2 separate regions of the Mus musculus genome follow, and region 1 is linked to region 2. Evidence: chromatin loops called from intact Hi-C (ENCODE). Cell type or tissue: heart. All regions are shown on one strand. Links, peaks and the distances in the headings refer to the core of each region. The heading gives the core; the rest is flanking DNA. Region 1 has its middle 17 kb from the start of Lyst. Region 2 has its middle 73 kb from the start of Lyst.

The links. Peaks named below come from ENCODE experiments on the same cell type or tissue, not always from the same donor. Only the 100,000 strongest peaks of a DNase experiment are listed, where the experiment ranks them.
Region 1: it touches region 2 in a loop (6-fold over the local background); 5 of 42 quality-filtered maps call a loop at or near these places.

The regions. Positions count from the first base shown.
Region 1 is chr13:13,570,698-13,576,078 of GRCm38, reverse strand. No RefSeq gene overlaps it. Among named protein-coding and RNA genes, the nearest start is that of Lyst, 17 kb to the left of the region's middle. In heart, for the core only: no CTCF peak of the experiment used is centred there; a DNase peak (open chromatin) is centred at 2,358.
Region 2 is chr13:13,514,246-13,519,626 of GRCm38, reverse strand. No RefSeq gene overlaps it. Among named protein-coding and RNA genes, the nearest start is that of Lyst, 73 kb to the left of the region's middle. In heart, for the core only: a CTCF peak has its summit at 2,586 (motif pointing left); a DNase peak (open chromatin) is centred at 2,576.

The sequences.
Region 1 (5,381 bases), core at 328-5,327, 56 kb before region 2:
AGTGGATAGATCCTGAGGAACAACAGCAAGAGGTTGCCTCTGGCTGCCATACACAGGCACACAGAAACATCTGCAAGCACACTTGCACACACATGCAACTCCGTGCATGTGAACATACACACAAATACATGTTAAAATAGTAAATTTTGTTATATATATTTAAATATACATGTATGGCTAGGAAGCAGGACAGTTAACCCTACTGTGAAAGGAGAACAGATAAAGTTTCCCAGAGGAGACAGCTTTGTTTTGAAATACAAGGAAGGGATTGGCAGCCAGACAAAAGGAAAAGATATTCCAGATAAGGGAATAGCACAAGGAAATAAGAAAGGGATTAGAAATTCCTAGCAAAGAACAGGAAAAAAAAGATGCAGGTGTGCAGGTGTGCAGGTGTGCAGGTGTGCAGGTGTGCAGGTGTGCAGGTGTGCAGGTATGCGTGCGTGCGTGCGTGCGTGCGTGCGTGCGTGCGTGTGTGTGTGTGTGTGTGTGTGTGTAAAACTACACAGATGCATGTGTAGTCAGTCACATGTGTATGCAGGCCAGAGGACACCTTCAGAGGCTATGAGGGTTTCAAGACAGGGTCTTTCACTAACCTGGAATTTACCAAGTAGGCTAGGCTAGCAGGACTGGCAGCCCAGGGGACTTTTCTGTGTCTGTTTCCGGCGCTGGGATTACAGGTGCACAGCACCACGTCAAGGCTTTTGAAAAATCATTTCTAGGGATAGAGTTCAGCGCCTTGCGCATGCTCAGCAGGAACTTCAGTGACTGAGCTCTCGCCCCAGCTGCACCACTGGAGTCTTTCAAAGTGGAGAGCTGACCAGGTTGTGTTTTAGAAAGATCATGTGGAAAGCGGAATAAAGAATGAATGGAAGGTGGAAGGGACAGAGGAGTGGTAACGACAAGGAGACACTTGTGTATCCCCCTCCCCCCCTCACAGAGACTCAGCAAGGAGGTAAGGATGGAGGAGGGTAGGGAGGAGAAACAAGGAGCCCATGCAAGGATAGAGCAGTGACTTGTCGAGCAGCGGATAGATGGGAGAAGAGTTGTCTTATTATTTACTCCTGACTTCTCTACCCTCAGCCAAGCTGACCCCTCCACATCCTCAAGTGTCCCAGCCTACAGAGCAATGGCTCCTGGTCACTTGCAACCAGGGCCCTTATAGATCATTTGATACCGGGCAGGGGTCCCTCGGAACCCACTCTATCCTTAAACTCACTGTGTAGCTGAGGGCTAACCTTGAGATTACAGTTCTTCTGCCTCCACCTCTCAAGTGCTGAGCTGTGCCACCACACTCAGCGTATGTGGTACCGGGGATGGTGCCCAGGGTTTCCTGCGTACTCGGCAAGCATTCTGGCAACTGAGCTACATCCTCAGCCCACAAAGTATATTTTGAATAGGCTTGGTTTCATGCGCTTTGTTGGATCCCACATAAGCCCATCTGCTCCCATTTATAGAGTGCCCCTTTATTAACTCCGTAATGTCCTGTCCAAACCAAGTTTCTGGCACCTGAAAATCAGGACTGGCTTCTCCCCAGAAAAGGCCTTCAGCTCACCCAACTCTGGGAAGGAGCTTTATTCTCCTACATCAGACCCTCCCAGAGGTTACGCCAAGGCACCAGCCACCCTCAGAACAAGCAGTGTGCAAGAGCCAGCATCCTGCAGCACCAGTGCTGCCAAGGATTTTTTTATCATTACCTTGTCCTGTGGTACCCAAGCTCTCAACCCAAACCCAGTCTGCCTGCCCCAAATGCCCATGCTTTCTGCCGGGGCTAAGCAATCTCAGAAATATGTTTGCCTACCTGCACTGTAAGTACCTTCTTCAGAAGAGGAAGGAGGGCTTTCCTTTCAAAGTGACTCTGTGGGCACTTTCGTTGCAGCCCCATTAGCACTCATCTACCTAGTTGCAGCAGAAGTGCTCCATGCTGTTAAGCAAGCTGTGTGTCTTGTTTGCACTTAAATCCTGGCTTCCTCTCAGCTGACTTAGGGTGGCATCATTTTGCCAGCATTAGAGGAGCAAGAACAGTTGACTCAAACAACCCAGGGCCTCATTGGATGATGACAAGGGCAAACCTTTCTGTGCCTTCTGATGTCACCTGAAGAAGACACAGCAGCAGATGGTAAAGGCAATCAGTAACTCTCAGTCACTGCAAGTACACAATGTCTCCATGCAAGTTGTGGAAAGAAGCCAAAGCATCAGCAACTCTGGCACTCTTCCTGCTCCTCTCCAAGCCAAATCGTCCTTGGGAATGGCTTTCTGAAAGCCCCATGCTGCCATTTCACCCGCTGGTGGTGCTAGGAAATCTCCAAGTCTCCTCGGAATGGCCCTTTCTCCCTTTGGCTCTCTGGCGAGTGGCCATGTTTGAATCACATGGGAAATTTGGCAAAGCAAGCCCCATTCCTTTGCAGTGTGTCTGCAGTGAGGATTTTGGGTTAGAGATTGCATGATCACTCTCCTGAGTCATTGTTCCTGGATGCTCCTGCCCAGGGACAAGCCTTAATTGTGTTTCTGAGAGAAGCTTCAGAAGTTGGATTAAGAATTCTTCAATCCTTGGAGGACCCAGAGCCACTGCCTTTCGCCTTCTGGCTGCAAATTGTCACTAAACATAAAATGTCCTTTCCTTTATGCTGAGAACCGGTTCTCTCTTTTTTCATGCTTATGATATTAATTCTTTTTTTTATATGTTCATTATAAACTACTGTCATTCTTATTCCACATCAGATATGGATTTCTGAATTCATATTTGTGAGTATATGTTCATGTATGTTCAAGCATGTATGTGTGCAGGGGCATGTGCACATGGATGTTATTTCTCGGGTGCTATTCACTTAAGGTTTTGCTTGAGACAGGGGCTCTTACCACCCTGGAGCTCAGTAGTTAGGCTAAACTGACTGGCCAATGATAGCCACAGATCTGTTTGCCCCTGACTTCTCAGCATTAGGTTGCACAGGATTACATGGAATTATGTCATGCCTAACTCTCACATGGATTCCAAGGATCTCCACTCAAGTTCACACTTTACCAACTGAGTCATCTCCTCGGCCCCTTGGCAATGCTTTTATTGCCTGGAACCTTCAGCCAGTTTTCCTGTTGGAAAAATAGGGAACTTTCTCTTTTATGTCCTTTGGTATATAGGCAAATCAGTGAGTTCCAAGTTCAGCATGAGATCACATCTCACAATATAAGGCAAAGAATGATCTCAAAATATAAGGCAGAGGCATTATATTCAGCATTGACCTCTGGCTTCCATGTGCACTGTTCTAGTTTGTGTTTCTCTTATGTGATCAACACTACAACCAAAAGCAACTTGGGGAGGAAAGGATTTATTTCATTTACACCTCCCAGTCACAGTTCCTCACTGCCAGAAGTCAGGGAAGGAAGCAGGAGCGGACAAAACGACAGAGGAAGGCTGCTTATTGGCTTACATTCTCTGGCTCAGGCTTGGCCAGCTTTCTTATGTAACCTAGGACCACTTGCTTAGGGGGTGGGACTACCCACAATGGCCTGAATCCTCCTACGTTGATGAGTAATTTTTGAAAAATGCTTCACAGACATGCCATAGGCCAACTTGATCAAGACAGTCTCCCCACCTGAGACTCTCTTTGGTACTTTCAGACTGAAGCTAACTTGAAGATAAGTATATGTTCATATGTAAACACGCACACACATACCACCACCACCACCACCACCACCACCGATGTTTATTTCCAGGAAAGGATAGTGAGCTCTTTTTACATTGAAGTGTTTTCAAATCTGTTTCACATTATAGCTCACTCAGGACTCTCTGAAGTCTCCGGAATACGTGTGACGACTTTGCACCTCTAGGTGCTGCTTGAATCGCTCACAGTGCTTCCTGCCTCTTTTGACTCTCTGCTTGTGGGATCACCCACCACATCCCTGTGTATTGAATTAATATTGTTTTCTAAGGGTTTGGGGAGGCAAGCCTGTCACGGCCCTGTGGTGAACATGAACATCCTTAAGTTGTATGAAAAAGTGCTCCTCTAGAAGCTGGTATTCTCTTGCAGATTGCTAGCATTTAAAAATTCTCACACACCGAGTGGCTTGAGAAAGTGGATGCATGTTGTAAAAATGGGCCAATTTTGTACAAAAAGTTACAAATGCAACCAGTTTCCTCATATGATCTTTTGTTACAGTGGAGCTCTGAATCCAGACTCAAATATTATCAAGGAAAAAGAGAAACAAGGTGGGTAATATAAGTGCCTCCTCCAAATGGTTTACCTTTCATTGAAGAACACAGAAACACATTCTTCTGGAGCTGCTACAGTGGGATGGACCTAAGTGACAGCCATATCGTGATGTCCAGCAAGCAGAGAGACAGAGGGAGAAGAGACACACTGGATAATAAAATGAAGGGTTATAAAGATTCTGGGATGATGTTAACAGTGTGGGATTTAGCATAGTTGAATGTTAGGCCTTCTGGAAGAGCCTAAAACATCAATAATTTGGGTCAACAAACAGAATGGGCTTGTGGGGGAAATTTTTTGTCTAGGGTTTTAGTCAAAGACAAGATCAGGAGCTGAGGAGATGGCTCAGTGGATAAAGATGTTTCCTGCCAAATCCCACAACTTGACTTTGATGCCAGGATCTGTTAGCCTGTACCACACACTTTTGTAAAACTCATTTTGGTTGAACTGTGACTATTCCAGTAACTACAGCATTTTGGTTTCTTGAAATAAATGAACTTGTTTCTCTAAATCCTTGACCTGTGAACCCCTATAATGGCTAGACACAAGTGTTATTAATCATCTGACACTCTTTCAGATTATTTTATGTGTATAAGTATTTGGGATGCACATATGTATGTGTACCATGTTTATGCTGAGAGCCTAAAGAGGTCAGAACACAGCATGAGATCCTCTGAACTTGGAGCTACAGATAGCTGTGAGACACCATTTAGGTGCCGAGAATTGAACCTGGATCCCTTGCAAGAATAAGTGCTTTTAACTGATGAACCATCTTGCCAGCCACATCTGACATTCTTTAATAGACTGCTCACTGGTTACTGCTAGAAATGCCCAACTAAAGATCAAAATAGAAACCTTTACATCTGCTTTCGCCACCCCTCTTTCTGCCCTATAACTACCCGAGCTTGTAAGGGTCAGGGCTCTGATTCTCAGAGACCCCCTTTTTCAGGTTTTTCCCCAAACAAAAGCCTGCATTGTCTTAAGTGGTTTGTTGCCTTGCCTGGTTTTTTTTTTTTTTTCCTCTTTTCAATGACCTTTCAGGACACACATGGTGGAAAGAAAGAAACACTTTATCAAACTCCTATATGTTGTCATCTGACATCCTCATGTGTATTGTGGAGTACACACACACACAGACATACACACACACACACACACACACACACACACACACACACA
Region 2 (5,381 bases), core at 308-5,307:
GATATCTGGGAATCAAACTCAGGTCTTTAGGCTTGAGTGGCAAGCACTTTACCAACCGAGTTCGCTCTCAGCCCCACCTTCCTCCTCTTAGCAACAGCTGACTATCCCATCATCCTTTGAGAATTGGTAAAGTGCTTTCAGGTACATATTCTCGCCAACCTCTCAAGCATCTATACACACCAGCTGTGTTCTATAGAGATGGGCATCAACTGAGGTGGCAGTCGGCAACAGTGGATGAAGTTGGTCTATCCCCCTTAAGGTTCAGTGTTTTTGTTAGTGTATTAGTCAGCTGAAGGTGCTGAAACAAAAAGCCACAGCTGGGCATCTTAAACAACAGAAGAGTATTTCCCTGGTTTTTGATATCAGCGTTCAAGGTCAAGATGCTGCAGGGTGGCTTTGGAGGCTGTGAGGGGACTTATGTGTTAGGCTGCAGGTATCTCTGGGTCTCCATACCTCTTATTTATATCACCCTATCTCTGTCTTCCTCTCTTAAGAAATTTTCTGTGTGTACTATCTTTGAGTCCACTTTCTTCTTTTAACAAAGACCCTGGTCCAGTTGGGTTAAGGCCTATCCCATGATCTCATCTTCATTTGACTATATCTGAAAAGACCTTATTTCTAAATATCACATTGTGAAGTATTGGGGTTAAAGCCATGCCTATCTTTTTGGCAGGCTACAATTCAACCCAAGGCAAATGTTAAGGGGTTAAAATGGCATTTTATGAGTAGGGATGATGACTCTGTGGTTAAAAGAGCTTCCAGAGGATGAGAGGCCAGTTCCCAGCACCCATATTGGTAGGTTCACAATCACCTAATTCCAGTTCTAGGGGATTTTATGCCCTCTTCTGGCCTCTGTGAGTACTGTGTATATAGACAGACAGACAGACAGACAGACACACACACACACACACACAAATGCATAAACATTTTAAATTTATTGTTGAAAAATATGTGGTATTTTACATTTATTATAAAACTGTTCTGTTGGTTGCCCCCAGCACCCCAGCACGTGGGAGGAGAAAGCAGGAGGGCCTGGAGGTCAGGGTCATCCTCAGCCACACAGAGATCCAGGAGGGATGGGCTGCAGGAGAGCCTAGTCAAATAAACTAACGTAATTAATCAGTTACTATTGGACTTGAACACAAAATTCATGTAGACTTGTAAAGACAAACTATGAAGTGCTCCATCAATCTCTGGCTTGGGTAGGCTCAAACACACACACACACAGTGTCCTCGATGCAATGCAGTACTTTGCCCCAAGACTGTCCTCCAGCTGGAGGCTACCATCATATTGACCACAAAAGAGGAAACAGTCAGAAGGGAACCAATGGTCTTGAAAGACTCCCAGAGGAGCCCCTCGCTCAGGCCTCAGGACAATAGCAGACATCCAAGAACTCACGATAGACCGAGCTTGTTGCAAACCACATGAGGCTTTATTGGGGAAAGCCAGAGCTCTGGGGACAACTCATATCCCACGCTGGGGTAGAGGAGTCGACCTCGAGGGGAAAGAGGTCCCAGTTTTTATAGGCCCTCGGGAAGAAAGGAGAAGTGGGGGGAGTAGGGGATTCCAGAACTAAACAATGTCTATTCTCAAGAAATGGGTATGGGAGGGGTACAAGGAAAGAGTCTGGTGCAGGTGCAGCAACTCAGGATTGGCCGGGCTGTGGTTGCTGGGGAGATTTTCTGACTCTTTCTCAGCCACCAATATCACAAACACCTGGCAATGGGCTTCATCAGTGGGCACACACATGAGTCAAGGAATGGTCAAAACATTGGCAGACACACAGATTCAAGGAGTGGCCAGAGCATTGTGCACCTCTATTTTTCTAAATCAGTGAAGCTAGTTCTGCTAACACTGACATCTATCTTGCCAATGGGCTTCTGTGACCTTTTACATTCTGTCAGGATCTTTCAGTCTCAACAAAAAACAAAAAATAACTTCATTTGGTTCAGTCAAAGCAACCAGAAGGTTAGAGGTTTCTACGAGCTGAAGAATCATCACAAAAGGCCCTCTGCACTGTCACCATCAAATGATGGTCCTACCTAATACTAAGAACACCGGCAGTCTGGGCTAGGAATGGAGTTCAGTGGTAGAGTGTTTGCCGAGCATGCACAAGGACTCAGGTTCAATTCCTAGTATACAACTGGTGACACCTGAGTGTGCTCTCAAGTGACACTTGAGACTTACAGCCTATTTTTCTTTCTGGCTTTGTTGACCCAGTTTCACTACTTTGAAGAACATGTTGTATTTATAAGATGCTAACGTGTGTTTCTAGTGCCAGTCTCCGAAGGTCTCATACTCGTCCGGGCCAAGCCATTTTATTTCTAGCAAGCTTCATTCAAATTCTTGTTCACTGTTAAAGGTGACTTCCCACGGGAGTGGCCACTTTTGATAAAAGTTTATCCCTTTTAAACTTCTTCCAGAGTTTAACCCCCACTGTGAGGCATGGAGCAGTTTCAGAATAACTAACTCCACCTTTATGTTTTACAGGTCGGCCTTTGGGAGGTGACCAGCATGAGTTAAGGTCATCTTGTGATGCTTCGTGCATTGAGCGGCTCTGACCTCTTGTGGTCACATTTGGAACTGCGTTGGCAAACCAGCGAGATTTCAACTGAGAGGCTAGCTAGGCTGAAAACAGGCTGAATGCTCTCTATGCTCATCGGTGCCCCTCTTGAGAGGCAAGTGTCCAAGAAGCCATTCTCAAAGTTCTCGAGCTTTCTGGCACTTCCATGTCTTAATTTCTGTGCCATCTTAACAAGGATCACTTTGTAGATGTCCCTCTTTCTTGCTAAACTCCTCTAAGATTTTGGCTGTGGCCTTTGAGCTCCACACCCTGGTGAAAGAGGAAATGAACAGAGATAGTTTTGCTACTAAAGGATCCTTAACCTCCCCTTCAGAACTGTGATCTTCAGATGGGTTTGTTCGAGAAGCCTCTAAAAATCGCACGGATGGGGCTGTAGCTCCGTTGGTAGTTAGTTACCTAGCATTCACGAAACTGTGGTTGGATCCCCAGCGCCAGGATCGCACAAAGCCCAGGCTGACCTTGAACTCACTGTGTAGCCAAGGATGGCCTTGAACTTCTGATCCTTCTGCCTCCACCTCCGAAGTGCTTGGATTACAGGATTCGGAGCTAAGAGCTAAGGGTCAAACCCAGGGCTCCACACACATGCTAGCTAGTCAAGCTTACATCCCCCACACCAAACAAAACAAGAAGACCAGAGTTCGATCCCCAGAATCCATGTTTTTAAAATAAGCTGGCCATGGGGGTTGGGAGTCGGGGGAGCCGGCCTGTTGGGGTTGCAGAGGTAGCTCAGCATTTAGGAGCACTAGCTGTTCTTCCAGAGGACCCTGGTTCAGTTCCCTGTTCCCACATGGTAGCTCACAGCTGTCTGCAGCTTCAAGTCCATGAGATCTGGCACCTTCACATACATGCAGGCAGAACACCAATGCACATAAATTTAAAATAAATATATTATTAGTATAATAAATAATAATATAATATAACAATATAATGTAAATAATAATAAAAGTTTGTGCACGCTTTTAATCCCAGCACTTGGGAGGCAGAAGCAAGGCCAGTCTGGTCTACAAATTAAGTTCCAGAACAGCCAGGGTTACACAGAGAAACCCTGTCTCACAAGAGAGAGGGGGTGGGTGGGGAGAAAGAAAAGAGTGACAGGTCATCTGCAAAGTCCCTTCCTGACAGGATCCTAAGGAAAGCCTCATAGTCTTCATAGGACTAGTCAGCTGCGACAATGCCCAGACCAGTATTTTGCCCTTTTTAGGTAACTAGGAAATTTGGCTTTGCAGTAAAACAAAACAACTTTATTGCAATATAAATATAATATAATAAATATGCAAAGCTCATAAGGCTGTACATGACAATTTTTAAATTATAGTAAAATATTGTTATGTAATATATAAACATGTATACATATTGTATACATGTATGTACTACAGAACTGGTGCCATGGCACAGGCCTTAATCCCAGAACTGGGAGATGAGGCAGAAAAATTGTGAGTTTGAGGCTAGCCTGAGCTACACGATGAGCTCTTAACAAAGTAATTAAACAAAAGAGAATATATAATTCAAAAGTTTCCCTTGTAGCTATTTTAAGTGCATACTTCAGTGTCATTAACTACATTTTAAAAATGATGCAGCCCTCCCCAACCTATTTCCTAAAGCTTTTTATCACCTCGAAGACTCTAATTATTAATAATTCCATTCTTCCTCCCTCTACCTTCTGGTGACTTAAAATCTACTTCCAGTTTTGTTTTGTTTTAATTTGCCTATTCTAAGTTCCTCAAGTAAGTGGAATGATCTAATACCTGTCCCTTAGCCACTGGTCTGTTTGTCACCGCACAATGTCCTGGAGGTTTGCCCATGCTGTTGCATGTAGCAGAACTTCCATTTGTTTTCACAGCCAGGCTGTATGTATGTGCAGTATCTGCAGATAACATGTCTCATATGTTGGCAGACCTGTGAGTCATTTCCACTTTTCAGCCTCCATGAAGAATGCAACAAGGAAGATTTGTTTGCTCGTGTCTGTTCCAGCCCTCCTTTCAGCTCTTTGGACACAGCTTGAAGTGGGATGGATGGCTGGATCGTGTGGTCAGTCCCGGATTTTGTCTCCCATGGGACCTATACCATGTTATATTCCTGCCAGCAATGTACAAAGACTTCATTTCCCCATATCTTTCTTGGCAGTTCCCTTTTTAAAAATAGCCTTCTGGATATGAGATGGCGTCAAGTTTTGGGATTAATTTGCATTACTTTAATGACTAATGATAAGGACATTTCTTTCTGAGCTGGGGTCACACCCAGGGTCTCGTGCGTGCTAAGCAATCGCTGTACCTCTGAGCAGCATCCCAAGCCTTGAGCATCTTTCCATGTGCTTATTGACCAATGGTATATCTTCATTACTGGAATACTTATTCAGATCCACCATTCATCTTTGAACTTTGTTCTCTTGGTTGTTGAGCTGCAAAAGATCTTTATGTTCCTTGTCTGAAAGAATTACAGGGATGGAAATGGAGAGGAGCCTGAGGAAAAGAAGGTCCAGCAACAGGCCCAAAGTGTGATCCAGCTCAAGGGGAGGTCCCAAGGCCTGACACTATTACTGAGGTTATAGAGACCTCACAAAAAGGACCTATCATCACTGCCCTCCCAAAGACCCAACAAGCAGCTGAAAGAGTCAGATGCAGATATTTGCACCCAACCAATAGACAGAAGCAGCTGACCCGAAGCTGAGGAGAAAGGCCATCCTGTAGGACCAGCAGTCTCAATTCATCCGGACCCCCGATATCTCTTAAACATTGGACCACCAAACAGACAGCATACACCAGCTGATATGAGGCTCCCAACACACATACAATAGAG